Regions from separate parts of the Homo sapiens genome. Here region 1 is linked to region 2. Evidence: read pairs that join two places in POLR2A ChIA-PET (ENCODE). Cell type or tissue: GM12878. All regions are shown on one strand. Each heading gives the region's core, and the rest is flanking DNA. Links, peaks and the distances in the headings are about the cores only. Region 1 overlaps ZGPAT (zinc finger CCCH-type and G-patch domain containing). Region 2 overlaps ABHD16B-AS1 (ABHD16B antisense RNA 1).

Evidence for each region. Peaks named below come from ENCODE experiments on the same cell type or tissue, not always from the same donor. Only the 100,000 strongest peaks of a DNase experiment are listed, where the experiment ranks them.
Region 1: POLR2A ChIA-PET joins it to region 2 with 5 read pairs; 18 of 35 experiments call an interaction of 5 or more read pairs at or near these places.

Annotation. Positions count from the first base shown.
Region 1 is chr20:63,726,968-63,734,175 of GRCh38, forward strand. It overlaps ZGPAT (zinc finger CCCH-type and G-patch domain containing), which reads left to right. Exons shown (of 7, transcript NM_181485.3): 3 at 6,252-6,385; 4 at 6,620-6,772. Among named protein-coding and RNA genes, the nearest start is that of LIME1, 6.1 kb to the right of the region's middle. RefSeq lists enhancers at 1,487-1,806, 1,642-2,141, 4,839-5,382, 5,383-5,925. In GM12878, for the core only: no CTCF peak of the experiment used is centred there; a DNase peak (open chromatin) is centred at 3,984; H3K4me3 peaks cover 697 bases; H3K27ac peaks cover 2,572 bases.
Region 2 is chr20:63,848,601-63,861,328 of GRCh38, forward strand. ABHD16B-AS1 (ABHD16B antisense RNA 1) reads right to left here. Exons shown (of 2, transcript NR_165314.1): 2 at 12,615-12,728. Among named protein-coding and RNA genes, the nearest start is that of ABHD16B, 6.5 kb to the right of the region's middle. RefSeq lists enhancers at 2,386-2,545, 2,626-2,725, 4,900-5,753 and silencers at 5,997-6,046, 9,946-10,105. In GM12878, for the core only: no CTCF peak of the experiment used is centred there; no DNase peak of the experiment used is centred there; H3K27ac peaks cover 1,365 bases.

The DNA of each region.
Region 1 (7,208 bases), core at 2,422-6,421, 120 kb before region 2:
TTTATTACAATCCATAAACCTACACAGACCCATCATTGTCACCCAAGGTCCATAGTTTACATTAGGGCTAACTCTTGGTGGTGTACATTCTATGGACTTTGACACATGTATAATGACAGGCATCTACTATTGTGGTATCAGACAGAGAAGCTTCACAACCTCATTCTCTGTACTTTACCTGTTCATCCTGCCCTCCCCACTACATTCACTAAAAATGTCCTTTCAGTGATTGTCCTTTTTAACTCTGGAATTTCCATTTGATTTTTTTTTTTCTTTTTTTCTTTTTTTTTTTAGACAGAGTCTGCCTCTGTTGCCCAGGCTGGAGTGCAGTGGTGCCATCTCGGCTCACTGCAACCCTCTGCCTTCTGGGTTCAAGCAGTTCTCCTGTTTTAGCCTCCCAAGTAGCAGGGAGTACAGGCTCATGACACCACGCCTGGCTAATTTTTGTATTTTTAGTAGAGACGGGGTTTCTCAATATTGGTCAGGCTGGTTTTGAACGTTTGACCTCAGGTGAGGCACATGGTGAAACCCCATCTCTACTAAAAATATAAAAGTTAGCTGGGCGTAGTAGCTCACACCTGTAGTCCCAGCTACTCCAGAGACTGAGGCCTGAGAATTGCTTGAACTTGGGAGGTGGAGGTGCATTGAGCTGAGATCATGCCACTGCACTCCAGCCTGGGTGAGAGAGTGGGACTCGGTCTCAAAAAAAAAAAAAAAAAAAAAGGATTCTCTATTTCCTGAATCATTGCCATCATATTTTCATTTAATTATTTGAACATACTTATAGTAGCTGCTTTGAAGTCTTTGCTAAACTCAACATCTGGGCCCACTCAGAGTCAGATTATATCAACTGCTTTTTTTCCTAAATATGGATCATGGTTTCCTGTTTACCTGTCTTATAATTTTTTTTGTTGAATACTGGACATTTCAGATGATCTATGTCTGGATTCTGAGTTGTTTTCCTGAGTCTTGTGTTCTGTTTGTTTTAGTTAAGTTGTTTGGACTTAAACTGCAAAACTTGCCCACCCACCCCTGCAGCCTCTGATATCTCTGCTCAGATTTTTAAATTCTTTTTTTTTTTTTTTTGAGATGGAGTCTTGCTGTATTGCCTAGGCTGGAGTGCCAGTGGTGCCATCTCAGCTCACTGCAACCTCCACCTCCTGAGTTCAAGCAATTCTCCTGCCTCAGCCTCCCAAGTAGCTGGGATTACAGATGTGTGCCACCATGCCTGGCTAATTTTTTGTTTTTTTAGTGGAGATGAGGTTTAACCGTGTTAGCCAGGATGGTCTCGATCTCCTGACCTTGTGATCCGCCCACCTCGGCCTCTCAAAGTGCTCGGATTACAGGTGTGAGCCACCACGCACGGCCTTAAATTCTATTTTTTAGTCTGGCTTCCTAGCAGTTGCTTCTGTGTTTGCATATGGTAGTGGTCAGCCAGGGATTTGGGCAAGAGGGTGTGCTCAAACACTCCTAACCCAAAAGGCTCCCCACCACACCATGTGGTTTCAGAGCACGTTGTGAGTTCAGCCAGCCCCTCTCTCTTTGCTTTCACTTCACCCTGGCCTCTCTTGGAGCTCCCAACACCTGCAGTGGTTTCCTCAAGAGCCAGGCCCTTCCTGGGAGAGCTGAGCCCTTCTGTGGCTCTCATTTTCAGAGTCTTCCTGTTAAGTATCTGGCTGGCCCAGTGCTCACTCCAGCTGGGATCACAGCCCCAAATGATCAGGGCTGTCAGTTTTCTTTGTAAGTGTTTATCGAGTCACCACTTTTAACTACGAGGCCTGGGTTTTCCCTTCTGTCCCACATCCACCTCTGCTGCTGCTGGTTTTTGCAGCCAGCCTTGACCTGGTAAATCACTCAGATTTGCTGACTCAGGAGTAGGAGCCAGGGGCAGCCCCAGGTGCAAAGGCTGTAGACTTCCCAGTATTCTGGCCCAAGGCCCAACATTTTTCAAGAAGAATCTCTTCTCAGTGAGTTCTCAGCTTTGGTCAGTTTCCAGAACTCTGAAAAGTTCTAAATCAGTGAGTTTTGATAATTTTGTCTAGTTTTAGATTATTTTTTCTTTTTTTCTTTTTTTTTTTTTTTGAGATGGAGTCTCACTTCGTCACCCAGGCTGAAGTGCAGTGGTGCGATCTTGGCTCACTGCAACCTCTGCCTTTTGGGTTCAAGCGATTCTCCTGCCTCGGCCTCCCGAGTAGCATAATTATAGGCGCACGCCATCACACCGGCTCATTTTTAAATTTTTGGTAGAGGTGGGGTTTCACCACGTTGGCCAGGCTGGTCTCAAACTCCTGACCTCAAGTGATCCGCCTACCTCAGCCTCCCAAAGTGCTGGGATTACAGGCGTGAGCCACCGCTCCCGGCCCATATTCGATTCAACGACCTCTCTACTTGAGTGTGGCTGGAACTCAGAAGCTTCTTTTAGTTTTAGATGTTGTTTGTTTTCAGGGTTAAGTCTTTACTAATTCTGGAATGTATTTCTGTCAATGCTGTGAGGTAGGTGATTGGGTTGGGATCTTTTATGTATGAAAACCCAGTTTTTAATTTTCTCTTGTGAAATCCATCGTCTTTCTCCTTGCACCCCATCTGTGATGCTTCCTCTGCCACACGAGGCTTTCTGTGTGAGGGGGGGCTCTTCCTGGAGGCTCTCTTTTGCTCCATTGATCGATTTGCCTGTTCTCTTGGTTTTCAGTTAACTTCATGGATATGCCATTAACTTCTCTCCATGGTTAGAAATTTAGGTTATTTCCAAGTTTTTCATATTTGGTTAATATCTTTGTGGCCAAATCTTTACATACATTCTCCTTAAAAATCATGTCACTGAGGCGGAAGGATTACATGAGCCCAGGAGTTCAAGACCAGCCTGGCCAACATGACAAGACCTTGGCTCAACAAAAAGATTCAAAAATTAGCTGGCATGGTGGCACACTCCCATAGTCCCAGCCACTTGGGAGGCTGAGGCAAGAGGATTGCTTGAGCCCAGGAGGTCAAGGTTGCAGTGAGCTGTGATCCTACCATGCACTTCAGCCTGGGCAAGAGAGCAAGACTCTACTGCGCACACACACACACACACACACACACACAAAATAATAGAAGCACTTTCTGGGTTAAAGAGTTTACAAATTTCAAGGCTTTTAATATTGTCAAATATTCTAGAAGAGGTTTTACTAATGATGGTGTGGGTGTGCTGAAGGGGCGTATTTAATCGAATTCACTCTGGGTTTAACCCTCTCTTTTTGAACATGTTCTCAGTCTCCTTTCAGCCAGTCTCTGCTGCAGTGCATTTGAGGCACAGTCCTGTAGCCCCTGGCGCCCCCGGTCATTGGCAGGGCCCTGTGTGCCTAAGAACAGTAGGCACTAGAAGGAACCGCCCAAAATCCTGGCCTGGGGAGGTGTACGAGGCCACCTTTGTCTACGCATGAGACAAAATCCCTGTTCCACCTCACTCTGCTCCACCCACCCGTTCCTACTGGAAAGACAGCCTTGGCTCCATGTCACGGGCTGAAGGCCTGTCCTCAGTTGCTCCTTTTTTGTTTTTTTGAGACAGTCTCACTCTGTCTTCCAGGCTGGAGTGCAGTGACACAATCTCTGCTCACTGCAACCTCCGCCTCCCGGGTTCAAGCGATTCTTGTGCCTCAGCCTCCCGAGTAGGTGGGACTATAGGCACGCGCCACCACACCCGGCTAATTTTTGTATTTTTAGTAGAGACGGGTTTCTCCATGTTGGCCAAGCTAGTCTCGAACTCCTGACCTCGTGATCCACCCGTCTCGGCCTCCCAAAGTGCTGGGATTACAGGCGTGAGCCGCTGCACCTGGCCCCTCAGTTGCTTTTGTGGGGTTGAAAGAACTTCCTTTTTGAAACGATGGCATGGCAGCAGTGGATGGCGGTTGGTTTTTCATGTCTTTATTTGGCAAAGTTGAAGATTGCAGTTCTGTCTGTCCCCACATTTCCTCTTCATTCTCTCTCTCTCTCTCTCTCTCTCTCTCTCTCTCTCTCTCTCTCTCTCTGTGTGTGTGTGTGTGTGTGTCTCGGTTTTGGTTTTAATTTTACTGGTTCACTGATGCCTAAAAGTCAAGGCATCACTATTTCATAAGCAGGTTCTCCTAGTTTGGGGGAGGACTCAGTCATGCACATACACACCCCCAGCACATCTGCCTTGATGCACTGGTGCTGTGGCCTGTGCAGTAGTGAGGCTGTGGGAGCTGCTGTCAGAAGGCTGCTGCCACACTGTGACTCCAGCAGAGGCGATGGGACACACGGGGCATATTCTGGAGCAGCCAAGTCCATCCCGAGAGAGAATGCGGGTGTCTGTGTGTGTGATGTGTGTGAGACTGTGTGTGTGTGTGCATGTGCATACATGTGTAAAGTGTACAGTTGGCCCTTGTGTGTGTGAGATTGTGTATGTGCATACGTGTGTAAAGTGTACAGTTGGCCCTTGGTGTGTGTGTATGTGTGCATGTGCATACGTGTGTAAAGTGTACAGTTGGTCCTTGGTGTGTATGTGTGCATGTGCATACGTGTGTAAAGTGTACAATTGGCCCTTGGTGTGTGTGTGATTGTGTGCATACGTGTGTAAAGTGTACAGTTGGCCCTTGGTGTGTGTATGTGTGCATGTGCATACATGTGTAAAGTGTACAGTTGGCCCTTGGTGTGTGTGTGATTGTGCATATGTGTGTAAAGTGTACAGTTGGCCCTGTGTGTGATTGTGTGTGCATATGTGTGTAAAGTACAGTTGGCCCTTTGTGTGTGTGAGATTGTGTGTGCATACGTGTGTAAAGTGTACAGTTGGCCCTTGGTATCTGCAGGTTCCATATCCATCATTTCAACCAATCTCGAGTTGAAAATAATTGGGGAAGAAAAGGATGGCTGCGTCTGTACACTGTATAACAACTATTTACATAGCATTTACATCGTATTAGGTACTGCAAGTAATCTAGGGATGATTTAAAGTACGTGGGAAGATGTGCGTAGGTTATATGCAAACACTATGTCATTATATATAAGGGACTTGAGCATCCTTGGATTTTGGTTTGCACAGGGGGTTTCCCATGGATACCAAGAGACTACGTGTGTATGCAAGTGTGAGTGTGTATATGCATGTGTGTATATGCATGCCATGTGTGTGCATGTATGTGTATATGCATATATGAGTGAGTGCACGTGACAGTCTACACGTGAGGGTGCATGTGTGTGCGCGTGTGGGTGACTGCATATGTGTGTGCATGTGTGGGTGCGGGTGCATCTGTGTGTGCATGTTTGGGTGCGGGTGCATGTGTGCGTGCACGTGTGTGTGGATGAGAGGTCGCATGTGTGTGGGTGAGGGCGTGTGTGTGTGCATGTGTGTGGGTGAGGGGGCATGTGTGTGCACGTGTGTGGGTGAGGTGTGTGTGTGCATGTGTCAGGGTGTGTGTGCGCGCATGTGTGTGGGTGAGGGCCTGTGTGTGCGTGTGTGTGGGTGAGAGATGTGTGCGCATGTGTGTAGGTAAGGGTGCTTGTGTGCGCATGTGTGTGGGTGAGGGCGTATGTGTGTGGGTGAGGGCACGTGTGCGCGCGTGTGGGTGAGATGGCGTGTGCGTATATCCATGTATGACTGCATCTGTATTTGCATGAGTTCATGTGTGAGTGCATGTTTATACGCGTGTCAGGGTCTCTGTGTATGTGTATGACGTGTGAGTACATGTGTTAATGTGTGTGTACATGTGTATATGCCTGTGTGCATGTGTGTATGCATGTGTATACATGTGTACTTGTGTATGTGTATATGTGTATGTCTGTATATGTGTGTGTATGCCTGTGTACGTATGTATATGCGTGTGTGTATGCATGTGAGTGCATGTTTATGCGTGTGTATGTGTACTTGTGTGTGCCTGTGTGAGTGCATGTGTGTGTACATGTGTATATGCGCGTGTGCGTATGCGTGTATGTGTACGTGTGTATATGCATGTGTGTGTATATGCCTGCATGTATATGCACAAGTGTGTATATATGTGTATGTGTGAGTGTATGTGTGCATGTGTATCTGTATGTGCGTGTGTATATGTGCATGTGTGTATGTGTGCGTGAGTGTGTGCATGTGTGTGTGTATGTGTGCGTGTGTATGTGTGTGCGTGAGTGTGTGAGAGTGTGTATGTATACGCACGCGTGTGTGTCTGTCTCCCTCAGGACAGTGCCCAGGCGGATGGGTCAGTGCTCCTGGGTTGGTTTGCCCCTGGTGGCCCATGTCTGAGCCCTGCCCCTTACGGCTCTGTCTGCAGGTTCTCCCATGGGCAGGTGGTCTCTCTGGATGAGCTGCGCCCCTTCCAGGACCCAGACCTGAGCTCCCTGCAGGCCGGCTCTGCGTGTCTGGCCAAGCACCAGGATGGCCTCTGGCACGCAGCACGCATCACCGGTGAGGCTGGCCGTGGGGGCCTCCCGGGAACACCCTCCCAGGCCCCACGTGTGTTGTCACTGTGTGGCTGCTCCCTGCTTCCTTTGGGTTGAGTGTCGGGACTCTGGCTCTGGGCCCGAAATGAGCACACCTACCCTCAGCCTCTGCCCTGCCTTGCTCCTCATGTCCAGGGTGGTTCCCTTCAGTGGCACCTGCTGTCAAGGATTCTGACCTGCAGCTTGTCTCTGCCCCCAGATGTGGACAACGGCTACTACACAGTCAAGTTTGACTCGCTGCTGCTGAGGGAGGCCGTGGTGGAGGGGGACGGCATCCTGCCCCCACTGCGCACAGAGGCCACAGAGTCCGACTCAGACAGCGACGGTACGGGTGACTCCAGCTATGCCAGAGGTATGGCAGCAGCTGCGGAGCCCAGGAGCCAGGAAGGTGGGGTCACCCTGAGAGGCTCCTGGCCGGTGAGGGCACCAACCATCTAACCAAACTATTGGAGAGTGTGTGACTGCGGCGAGGGTGCCACCTGTGCCTGAGGAGGCCGTGTGGGTAGGGGTAGATCCGTGGCGGCCTTTATCTTCAAGGAGTGTGGGTGCAACAGCTACAGTCTCATTGATGGGAGGCCATGGTCGTGGCTGTGGCCATGGGAGAGGAGGGGCCTGGAGTTGCCGAGGAAGTCACAGAAAATGACCAACTGATGGGGCCTGGAGTGCAGGAGGGGCAGCTCCTCTGCATGGCTTCTCAGACTTGGGACCTGGGTGCCTGGGATCCTGGCAGACAGAGGTTGTGTCCAGACAGCCAGCATGGAAGTTTCGGGAATGGGAACTGGTGGGCA
Region 2 (12,728 bases), core at 4,136-8,135:
AGAAAGACCTCCTGCGCTCACCTCACCGGTTCAGCCAGGACCCAGGAGACCCTGCCGGTCTGGGAGGCCTGGAGGGTTCCACCCCTGCTCCCACATGATCTCCTGGCTGCAACTTCTTGCCCAACACGCCAGCTGGCTGGTCATCTGTGAGCGCTTCTGCCAGAGTCTGTCCCAATCACCTGAGCAGCAAATGATGCTAAATGTCATCTAAAAGCAGCCTTTCAAACGAATGACCAAAGGCCGGGCGCGGCGGCTCACACCTTAATTCCCGCACTTCGGGAGGCCGAAGTGGGTGGATCACCTGAGGTCAGGAGTTCGAGACCAGCCTGCCCAACATGGTGAAACCCCCGTCTCAACTATAAATACAAAAAAAAATTAGCCGGTGTGGTGCCGCGCACCTGTAATCCCAGCTACTCAGGAGGCTGAGGCAGGAGAATTGCTTGAACCCGGGAGGCGGAGCTTGCAGTGAGCCGAGATCACACCACTGCACTCCAGCCTGGGTGGCAGAGCAAGGCTCCGTCTCAAAAAAAAAAAAAAAAAAAAAGAATGACCTCAACACAGACCTTGAGTGTCAATTTGCCTCTGTTTCCCTAGGAGTTAAAATTACCAGAGGGGATCGTGGGCACAGTCACCATTTGACCCAGGATTTCTGCTCCCCGCATCCAAACAACAGGAATGCTTGCCCCGAAGTGAGGTGCTCCAGATGACACCTCTGCCAGGGACGCCGTCTCCTTCCTCCGCCACCTCTCCCGTTGTGTTTTTTGAGGTTCGACTCAAAATCTTTACATGTTTTTAAAAATTGAGTTTTGCCGGGCGCGGTGGCTCACGCCTGTCATCCCAGCACTTTGGGAGGCCGAGGCAGGCGGATCACAAGGTCAGGAGGTCGAGACCATCCTGGCTAACATGGTGAAACCCCGTCTCTACTAAAAATACAAAAAATTAGCCGGGCGTGGTGGTGGGCGCCTGTAGTCCCAGCTACTAGGGAGGCTGAGGCAGGAGAATGGCGGGAACCCGGGAGGCAGAGCTTGCGGTGAGTCGAGATCGCGCCACTGCACTCCAGCCTGGGCGGCAGAGCGAGACTCCGTCTCAAAAATAAAAATAAAAATAAAAATAAATAAAATAAAAATAAAAATTGAGTTTTATTGAAGCATAATTTTACATACAACGATATTTACCAATTTTAAGCATCCTACTTGAAGAGCCTGGACAAAGGGAAAGCAGGAAACCACCTCCGCTGCCGCCGGGTCCCCTGCCCCGCCAACCAACCACGCATCTGCCACCTCCGCTGCCGCCGGGTCCCCTGCCCCGCCGACCGACCACGCATCTGCCACCTCCGCTGCCGCCGGGTCCCCTGCCCCGCCGACCGACCACGCATCTGCTTTCTGTAAGGATAGTTTGGCCTTTGCTAGGATTTCACGTAAAGGAGGCCCTAAGCACGTGGTCTTTTGTGTGTGGCTTCTCTCACTTAGCATCCTGTTTTTGGGATTCACCCCGTAGCGGCGGCCTTGTCTTCCCACCGTAGGGATGAGCCACTGTTCGCTTATCCACTCGCCAGCTGATGGATACTTGGTTTTCTCAGCTTTGCGAACGCTGCTGCTACAAAGGTTTGAGGCGAGTCTTCCTGCGGACGTGTTTCATCTCTTCTGGGTAAATACCTGGGCGCGGGATGCTGAGTCACGCTACGTCTCCTTTCCTGAATCTCTTTTTTTTTTTTTCTTTGAGACGGAGTCTCTCTCTGTCGCCCAGGCTGGAGTGCAGTGGCGCGATCTGGGCTCACTGCAACCTCCTCCTCCCGGGTTCAAGCAATTCTCCTGCCTCAGCCTCCCGAGTAGCTGGGACTACAGGCGCCCGCCACCACGCCCGGCTAATTTTTTGTATTTTTAGTAGAGATGGGGTTTCACCGTGTTAGCCAGGATGGTCTCGATCTCCTGACCTCGTGATCCGCCCGCCTCGGCCTCCCAAAGTGCTGGGATTACAGGCGTGAGCCACCGCACCCGGCCTGAATCTCTTTATATGTTTTGGTCACCCCATGACTGCATCCCTAAGAGCAAGGACCTTGCCTGTGCTGCTTGCTGCAGTGACCAGAGCTCAACACGACTGCTCGCCTGGAGGATCTTCTGAACAGACACTCACCCACTGGGTGAATGGGTGGATGGCAGCGGTGCCAGGACAGTGGGTCCTGGTGATGCCAATGGGGAGGTGACGATGGGCTGGAGGCACCACAGAAGATGCCAACGGTGACTGCGGTAAATGAGGTGGCAGCGACCGCGGCCGTCAGCAGTGATGCAGCCGTGGGTGGATGGTCGTAATGGGGAAGACCTCACATAGCCTGGAGACGCCTGCTTCAGCCCTCCTTGAAACTGAACTCACCTGGGGAGATGTCATGTGGCCCCTCCACTTCCCCCTACTTCAGGCACCCATGCTCACTCACACCTTGGAGCCAGCTGTCACCAAAACCCACGCACTCTGAAATGACTACTTGCAGTTTCCCCCTCTGTGGTGCAACTGCCCCCCTCCCCGGCTGTTACACCTCACCAAGCGCTTCGCTCCAGGACAACCCTCCTTTCTCCAAAACAGGCGGCCTTCCCCTTTCTTTGGCTTCCTTCTTATCCAGTTCAGATTTTGTGGTCCACTCTTAGTCACTCTCTCGAAAATGTGGGAAGTCTTCAAATGTCCCTCCTTTTGTGGCACCCTTCTGAGAACTTCAGCCTTGCCAGCACCTAAACCACTGCCCATTGTAGGGAAAATCAAGCCAGGAAGATGGGGGCCACCCAAAACCCATGTCTGGACGTTCTGCTGCACCCGGTCCTGGGGAGTCCACACCTGGCAAACGGAGACGTCTATCCACTCAGTCCCCACCCGCTGCACGCCGTGGTCTTTCCCAAGCACTCCGGACTTAGTCTCTGGATGGTTTGTATGTTAAGCTGTTCCCTGCTCTCCAGCCTTCCCACCAGCATTTACCACCCATTACCTCGCTGACATGCAGACAGGAGCTGAGAAATGTTTAGCTGAGAAATTTTCAGGAGCTTCTTAGAAGTGGCTTCCTTTCAGCCGGGCACGGTGGCGCACGCCTGTAATCCCAGCACTTTGGGAGGCTGAGGTGGGCGGATCACGAGGTCAAGAGATTGAGACCAGCCTGGCCAACATGGTGAAACCCCATCTCTACTAAAAATACGAAAATTAGGCCGGGCACGGTAGCTCACACCTGTAATCTCAGAACTTTGGGAGGCCGAGGTGGGCGGATCACAAGGTCAGGAGTTCAAGACCAGCCTGACCAACATGCTGAAATCCCGTCTCTACTAAAGATATAAAAATTAGCTGGGTGTGGTGGCGTGTGCCTGTAATCCTAGCTACTGGGGAGGCTGAGGCAGGAGAATCATTTGAACCCTGGAGGTGGAGGTTGTGGTAAGCCGAGATCGCGCCACTGCATTCCAGCCTGGGTGACAGGGCGAGACTACATCTCAAAAAAAAAAAAAAAAAAAATACAAAAATTACCCGGGCGTGGTGGCACACGCCTGTATTCCCAGCCACTCAGGAGGCTGAGGCAGGAGAAGCACTTAAACGAGGGAGACAGAGGTTGCAGTGAGCCGAGATGGCGCCCCTGCACTCCAGCCTGGTGACAGAGCGAGACTCCGTCTCAAAAAAAAAAAAAAAAAAAAAAATTGGCTTCCTTTCCAACTCCTTGCACCAGTTTGCAAAGCCCTACCCATCTCCCCACTCCCCATCCCTAGCCTCATTCCTCCTGGTCCCTAAGGTCCCAGCCACTCTGGCCTCTGTTCTTATTCCTTCAGCACTAGGGCCTCTCCCAGGGTCAGCCCCAACTCCACAGCCTAATTCACAGGGTGAATTCCTACCCATCTCTCTGGTCTCAGCTCCTGATCCACCTCCCCTCCAGGATGGCAGCTGCTGGTGTTTGCTTCCTGCAAAACCCTTCTTGGCCGGGCGCAGTGACTCATTTCTATAATCCCAGCACTTTGGGAGGCTGAGGTGGGCAGATCACCTGAGGTCAGGAGTTCGAGACTAGCCTGACCAACATGGTAAAACCCTGTCTTTACTAAAAATACAAAAATTAGGCTGGGTGTGGTGGCTCACACTTGTAATCCCAGCACTTTGGGAGGCCAAGGTGGGTGGATCACCTGACGTCAGGAGTTTGAGACCAGCCTGGGCAACCATGGCCAACATGGTGAAACCCCGTCTCTACCAAAAATACAAAAATTAGGCCAGGCATATTGGCTCATGGCTGTAATCCCAACACTTTGGGAGGCTGAGGTGGGAGAATCACCTGAGGTCAGGAGTTGGTGGCACGAGTCTGTAATCTCAGCTACTCGGGAGGCTGAAGCAGGAGGATTGCTTGAACCCAGGAGGCAGAGGTTGCAGTGAGCGGAGATCGCGCCACTGCACTCCAGCCTGGGCAACAGAACAAACTCTGTCTCAAAATAAATAAATAAATAAAATTAAAACATAAAATAGGCCAGGCTCAGTGGCTCATGCCTGTAATCCCAGCACTTTTGGAGGCCGAGGTGGGTGGATCACCTGAGGTCAGGAGTTTGAGACCATCCTGGCCAACATGGTGAAACCCCGTGTCTACTAAACATACAAAAATTACCCGGGCATGGTGAGGGGCGCCTGTAGTCCCAGCTACTTGGGAGGCTGAGGCAGGAGAATGGCTTGAAACCGGGAGGCGGAGCTTGCAGTGAGCCGAGATGGCGCCACTGCACACCAGTCTGGGCGACAGAGCGAGATTCCGTCTCAAATAAATAAATAAATAATAAAAATAAAATAAAATAAAACCCCTCTTTGGGTTAAATCCCTACTTGCTCACAGCAAATACCCTGAGGGCAAGGATGGGACCGGCCAGTGCTTCGTCCAGCCCAGCAGGCCCGTGACATACGTCCGCCGAATGAATGATTCCCGTTAGGGATGGTAAAGGGGGAAGGTGGGGAGATCAGGTCATCACCAGATGCAGAGAATGACTGAGGTAGGGAGAACTGCCTTCATCCTGCCCTCCTGGTATCCATGGTGGGAGACCACCCAGGCCCAGAAGGACATCAGCTGGTGGAAGGGGAAGCCCACCTGGAATGTGACAGGCTCCAGCCGCCTTCACCCTCCTGGTCCCGGCCTCCACTCAGGTGAGCCACCCTCACCCTCCTGCTCCCCGTCTCCACTCAGGTCATCCACCCTCACCCTCCTGGTCCCTGTCTCCACTCAGGTCATCCAACCTCACCCTCCTGGTCCCGGCCTCCACTCAGGTCAGCCACCCTCACCCTCCTGGTCCCTGTCTCCACTCAGGTCATCCACCCTCACCCTCCTGGTCCCTGTCTCCACTCAGGTCATCCACCCTCACCCTCCTGGTCCCTGTCTCCACTCAGGTCAGCCACCCTCACCCTCCACTCAGGTCAGCACTGCCTGGGACTTTCCAGGGGGCTGAGCGGCTGACCAGGAGCCTTTGCTGGGGCGGCCTGGGCACCCGGGCACTTCCTGCAAGGCCTCCCTCCTTGCAGCCCCAGCTCCTGGCCTGCTCCTTCCTCCTCCGCCCCAGGGGCTTTCCACAAAGCCTGAGGCCTGCTATTTTTAGCTGAGGGAGAGGGCCCAGTTCCTGGCCCCACTGCCGCCCTGAAGGAGCCTGGGCTAAACTGGGGCTGGGGTTGGGTCTAGGGGTTGGGGGAGAGGCTGCAGTCCCCAGCCCAGGCACACCTGGAGTGCAGAGGGGACGCTGCAGGCTGGGCTCCCAGCCCAGTTGGTGGACCAGGCGCTTACCCTGGGGAGGTGGGGCTTAGGGCCTGGGTGGGCTGCCGCCCACTTCCTGTGGCCGCACCCCAGTACTTCAAAGGCTGCTGGCCGCCCTGTGGTCAGTCCAGGCTCCCACGCAGCTGGAGGGGCTGGGCGGGCACACGCACCCCTGGCAGCTGGCCCCCCCTCCCCTCAGGGCAGCTTCAAAGCAGCAGGGGTGGGCAGCCCCCGTGATTAGCACGGATCCCAGGGCTGGGACGGGAGACACAAGGCGGTAATGGAGGCCCTGGCAGAGCCCCTCCTCTGCTCCTATGCTGCCCGTCCCACTGCCTTCCTGGGTTGGCTCAGGGCAAAGGCCCAGGTACCTTCCTGGCCCCCAGATCCTGTCTTGAGGCAGGGGCCACCTTTAGGGGTACCTGCGTCTCTGCTTGGTGCCTGTGGGTTTCGGTGGCCTGGCCACGGAGTCAGTCCCAGTCAGAGAAGCGACAGGAACCGTGGTGGGGGCACCCCTGCGGGACCCCTCGGGACAGCCTCTCTTTCTTACTCCTTTCCTCTCTTCCTTCCTCCCCACTTTCCAACTGGAAGGGGGGCGGGAGGGGAGGGGCCATAAAGGAGAAGGGGCTCCTTGTCCAGGCCTCGGGCTGTGGTGGGCTTGACCTGGCGCCAGCTCCCCAGGGACGGCCTGGGCGGAGGTATTGGGGGCGGGGACCTAGAAGCAGCCGCCCCAGAGTCCGGCAGACGCTGAGAACAGAGAGTGCCTGGGGGGCGGGGGGCAGCTTTCAGGGTCCCCTGGGGTCAGCTCTGGGACAGTTGCCGTTTTTAATCTGCACAAGTGATTTAGAAGGAGCCGCCAGGGCTGCAACCTAGATCCACTCAGACCCAGCTCGGGAAGTGCGGGGAGGCGCGGCCCAAGAACTGTGCCCTCCCCCCAGCTGTGGCCACAGGGCAGCGGGGACCCTGGATGAAGCTTCCACCACCCAGCTGTGGCCACAGGGCAGTGGGGGCCCCGGACGAAGCTTCCTCCCCGAGCTGTGGCCGCAGGGCAGTGGGGACCCCGGACGAAGCTTCCTCCTCTCCTGCCAGCCAGAACCCGGGTTCATGGTGACCTTGCATGCCCGAAGTCTGTCCATCCTGTCCCGGACTGGCTCTCCTCTCCCCTCCCCTCCCCTCCTCCTCTACTCTCAGGCATCCAGGGACCGCCGCCCAGCCCAGCTTCAGGGCCGGAGGCTCCCCCAGATCTAGGGCCTTGAAGGAGCCCCGGTCCCTGAGCTCACAGCACAGACGCCCGGACCCTGGCAGATGCCGGCTTTCAGCCCACCCACCCGGCAGCTGGGAGCCACCCACCCCAGGAAGGAAGGGCTGGGGGTGGGCTGCGCATCCAGCTCGCCGGGGTCCCCACCAAGGACCTTGACTTGGCTGCCAGCGACCACCCCACCCCTGCTGACACAAGCTGGGCGCGCCTCCCTCGGTCTTTGGGCGCAGGGAGGGAGGGCTGGGTCTCCAGTCCTTCTGACCACTCCGCTGCCTGCTTGCGGCCCGTCCCCACCACCCACCACCCGAGCTGCAGGTGCGGTGGAGACGGGGAGGGGAGAAGGTGCAGGGGCACACGGGCCGTCGCCCTGAGGGATTTTCGATGGTTCCACGACTTGGGGGAGCCAGGAAAAAGGGGCAACTTCTGTGGCCTCCCGTGGACTTGGGACCCCTGGTGGAGTCGGAATCCTCACGAGAGACTCCTGTGGGGAAACACATCCTAGGCCCTCTGGGCTGGGCCCCTGGTCCACCTGGGACGCAGGCTGGAGAGGCCAAATGCAGGGGCCAGGAAGCACCAAACTGGCTCTTAGGCCAAGAGCCAAGGGACCCCCACCCTTTCCATGTGTCCCCCAATCCAGGCCCAGCGTCATCCCCCCTCCTCACCCACACCCGGGGCTGACTGTCCGAGATACAGGCTGTGTTTTCCATCTGGTCACCACGCGCCCCCCCAGGTGAGGGTCTCCGAGGGGCAACGCGTGAAAAGCCGGAGCGGATCGCCTCACGGGGCGGAATGGCTGCTGGTGCCGGCCTGGTCAGAGGCCGGGATCGGTATTTGCTGAATATACAACACAGAGGGACCAATAAAAATACAGAGAAAAGCACGGAGCCGCCGGCGTGGCAGAAGAGCCTGCGGAGAAGCTCCCTCAAAGACTGGCAGGCGACACAACCACAACCTGTGGAAAAGCAACTGGGGCAAAGCTCTTGGCTTTAAGAATACCCCCTTGGGGCCGGGCGCGGTGGCTCACGCCTGTAATACCAACACTTTGGGAGGCCAAGGTGGGCAGATCACGAGGTCAGGAGCTCGAGACCATCCTGGCTAACACGGTGAAACCCCGTCTGTACTAACAATACAAAAAATCAGCCGGGCGTGGTGGCGGGCGCCTGTAGTCCCAGCTACTTGGGAGGCTGAGGCAGGAGAATGGCGTGAACCCGGGAGGCGGAGCTTGCAGTGAGCTGAGAACATGCCACTGCACTCCAGCCTGGGCGACAGAGCGAGACTCCGTCTCAAAAAAAAAAAGAAAAGAAAAGAAGAAAAGAAAAGCCCCTAGAGGCCAGGGTCCTTGAACAAAAGTGCGCGATGCCCTGTGTCTGCAGCGGGGAGAGGTCTGGAGCCCGTGTGTCCGACAGCAGAAGTGGACACAGTGGTGCCAGGGCAGGAACCCTGGGGGCATTTGCAGGCCTGTGCTGCGAGACTGCAGTGGCGCTCAGGACACACCTCGGAGAAGAGCAAGCCTGCTGCAGAGTGACATGAACACCAGGTCTGTTTCTGTACGAGCCAGTGACAGAAGACCCCTAGATAAGACTCTCTGTACGTATATGTTTGTAGGCAAATGGAAGGTGAGAAAGACACGGTCCCGACTAGCAAGTCTGGATGTCTACGAGGAGTGTGGGAAGAACGGTTAATCGCTTCACATCCCTGCGTCACTGTGTATGATGAGAATGTTACATTTCGAATAACAAAAATGAGCACTTATATCAAAAACTGGTTATTGCAGTGAGAGAAAGGACCCTGCTCTAGGGTCTTCCAAGCCGGGGTGAGCCTGGGCCTTGAACATACCCTTCAAAGTGTGTGTATGGGGCCCAGGGGACGATCTACCATTTCTGCACTGGAGTCTGCAGAAATGGTGCAGACTGCCCCAGAAGAATTCAGCCTACATCACACAGGCCAGCAGGACTTTTTTTTTTTTTTAGTGCAGCAGTGCGATCATAGCTGACTGCAGCCTTGAACTCCTGGCCTGAAGCAATCCTCCCGCTTCAGTCACCCAAGTGGTTGGAACTGTAGGCTCGACCCACCAGGCCTGGCCCCTGCAGGGCTCTTGACCCCAACCCAGACTTTACCTTGATGTGGGGAGCTGTCCCCACTCCCTCCCCTGACAATGCAGGGCACTGTGTCAAGGATTCTGGAGAGACCCTGGCTCATTCCCACAGGAGACGGGGAACAGGCCTGGGGAGGAGCCAAATGCCAGTGTCGGGGGGCCGGAGGCTGCAGTGGCAGTGCTTGTAGGCAGGGAGGACAGTGAGCCCTCCACATATACATAGCATGGCCCCCAGGGGTGTGTACTGGGATGGGTGTTGGGGGGTACTCTGGGGAGGGCTGCTCACTGGTGTCCTTCATCCCGGGCAGGAGAGAGGCCCAGAGCACAGGCCCTGCAGGGAGCCAGGACGGAGAAGGCTCCAGTGTACGCCACTCCCCCACCAACCCCACCGTCCTTGAGGGCTCTGAGCAATTAATTCTCTGTGACTCCAGATGTTCAGCAGCTGTCTTGGCCATTTCCGCCCCTTCTCCTGACCCTGCGTCCTCCAGGAAGCATCCCCTCCTGTCCTTGGGCTCCAAGCCACCCCCACCTTCCCTGCACCCCATTTCCTGAGCAGAGGCGTTTGTGCAGACTCAGCTCCCGCACCCACCAGGGTAGCCTCAGTTTTCCCAAGGCCTGGGCACTGCTCCCTGAGTCCAGGGCTGCTGGGGTCGGCTCACTCCCTGACGGATGCCCTCTGCCAGGGGCTCTGATCCTGGTTCCTGCCCCTCCGGCCTCTGGGACTGGTTTTCTCTCTCTCCTCTCCTTCCTTCTCCAAGGTTGGCTCTGCAGGCTCCACTGGCATAAATCAAGGGCCTCCAGGGAGGGTTCAGTGCAGGAGGGTTGGCAGGACTGGCCAGGGGGAGAGCCCTGCCCCAGTGCAGGAGGGCCCAATGCAGGAGGGTGGGAACCAAGGGGTGGAGGGCTCAGAGACTGGCAGGCCCTGTGGGGGTGGGTGCACGCTCAGATGTCGGCGTGGAGGGCACCGGGGTGGAGGTGGGGGTTGCCTCCACAAACAGATCAGCAGGGACACAGCCCCCACCTCCACCTTGTGGACACTTCCCTGAGCTGATGGCGGTGGAGGCACAAGAGGTCATGGCTGCTGCAGCTGGTCGTCTGGGGGCTCTTCTGGAGAGGGGACAGCTCCCTTCCTGTCACATGCTTTCCTGTCTCAACAGAGCCGGGGGTTCTGGGGCACTTGGACTCCCGTGGGCTGGTGGGATCAGGGGCTGGGCCAGACACAGGATGAGGCATGGAACCCCTGGGGGCCAGCGGCTCCAGCCCGCTGACCTCTGCCCCTCAGAATCCGGTCCCAGGCTCTCCCCTCCTCCTCTCAAGAACTTCCTGCTCTGTGTGTGTGTGTGGGTGGGTTGTTGTGGGGGAAGCTAAGGGCAGGTGGGCCTGGCTAAAGAAAAGCCTGCATTTCCAAACAAGTCCCAGAGCAGATCAAGCTGGGAGACTGCCCCCAGGAGGACGAGGCTCCTCCAAGCAGGATCTGCTCAGGGGAATCAAAATAAGGTTTAGTGCGTCCAACATCCTGCGTGGACAGTCCTCCAGGACTCCTGCCGCTGCCAGGATCTGAACTGAGGTGGCAGGGACACCTCCTGTCAGAACTTCGGCTCTGCTGCTGGGTTCACTCCTGTGGTCTCACACAAAATGGGCCGGTAGCCTTTGGGCCCACAGCCCCAACCTGCCTAGAGTAGGCAGCCGCTGAGTTTATGAAAGAGGCTCCTGGGAAAGGAATCATCTCCCACCCTCTGCAGAAGTTTCCATCCCCACCCCTATCCACCAGGCTCCTTTCCCCACAGGGTCAGGGGTGGACACTTGAGCAGGACCAGAACCACCAATCCCCAGGGGAAGCCTTGCCCATCCCTTGGCTGCAGGGGCAGTACCCTGTGTGTTTCCTCCTGGGGCAGGGCTCCTGTTGCTGCCCAGGACCCAGTGGAAAGGATGGTGTGACAGGTGCACCAGTGGACCCTGAGACACCCTCTTTGTCCTCAGGCTTTGACCAATGAGCACAGTAGCCAATCGGAGATCAAAGCTGGATAACCAGGAAAATCTGGATCTCAACTGTGTGTGTGCCTGGGGGTAGGACTGCCAGATTTAGCAAAACAAAAACAAATTTAAAAACAGGGTATATCTAGACCGGGTGCGGTGGCTCCTGCCTGTAATCCCAGCACTTTGGGAGGCCAAAGCGGGTGATCCACCTGAGGTCAGGAGTTAGAGGCCAGCCTGACCAACGTGGTGAAACCCCATCTCTACTAAAAGTACAAAAAGTTAGCCGGGCATGGTGGCGGGCACCTGTAATCCCAGCTACTTGGGAGGCTGAGGCAGGAGAATTGCTTGAACACCCAGGAGGCAGAGGTTGCAGTGAGCTGAGATTGCACCATTGCACTCCAGCCTGGGCGACAAGAGTGAGACTCCGTCTCAAAAACAAACAAACAAACAAACAGAAAAAACAGGATATCCAGTTAAATTTGAATTTCAGATAAACAATTTTAAAATAATGTCTCAAGCAGAAGTTGGAACATACTTATACCCAAAAAGTATTTGTTTATTTGTAATTCCAATTTAACTGGCATATTATTCTGTATTTTATCTGGCAACCTAGAATGGGGGTAATAGCCCCCCAAATCGCTCCCTTTGTTAATTGGTCCCTGTCTTCTGTCCCCCAACCCCTAAAGGCAGCAGCTGACTCCCCCAACTAGGGGCGGGGCCTGTTAGGGTCAGGCAGTGCCTCTAACCCAGACGCTGAGCAGGAGAGCAGAGAGGGGGTGCTTCAGCCTGAAACTACCCCTTCCCCAGAAGGCTGGGGTCCCAGGCGGGCCTGGCACCTGGGCTCAGAGGCTCTGGCTGGATTTGCCAAACTCCCTGATTGTAGCATGTTTGTTTCTGGTCTGGGGAGCTGTTGAGTACCTGGAGCTGCCCTCTTCCCTGGGGCTCCTCCTGGCAGGCGGCTTCCGACCCTGCCCTCAGGTGGGCTGGCCCTTTCCAGGGCAGGAGAAAAGATACCTCTCCAGAAAAGAGGGAGGCGCAGCCTGGGAGTGGGGGCTCGACCCAGGAGCGAGAAAGAGGAACCCCAGCCAGGCAGGACCCGCCCCAGAAGGTCACTGCTGTTGCTGGCAGCCAGTGAAAAGAGGATCCAGAAAAGGAGAGGGCTTGTTTCTGGTCAGCACCGAAGAAGGAAGGTGTGGAGAGGAGGGGCCGGGCCGAGAGCAAATACCGCCTTTTTGGTGCAGCAGCAGCCCTGTCTCTGACCCCGGCCGTCCTGGGGAGATGAGGTTTAAACCAGCAGACCCTGAAGGGAAACTTGCAGGACCCACAGCAAGCCTGGTACAGGCGGAGGAGGCCTTGCTGTCCCTTTTTGGCCCGTGGGGCTGTCCATCTTAAATTTAAGGAAGAGGGAGGCGGGGTGCAGGGACTCACACCTGTAATCCCAACACTGTGGGAGGTGGAGGCGGGGTGCAGGGACTCACACCTGTAATCCCAACACTGTGGGAGGTGGAGGCGGGAGGATCGCTTGAGCCCAGGGGTTCAAGACCAGCCTAGGCAGCATAGTGAGACCCCATCTCAATTTAATAAATAAATAAGGAAGAAAGAGGGAGACAGTAGCTGCTCAAATCATGGGTGGGAAAGCTGGGCCTGGGAGCGTTTAGCTGGTGGGGTCTTGGC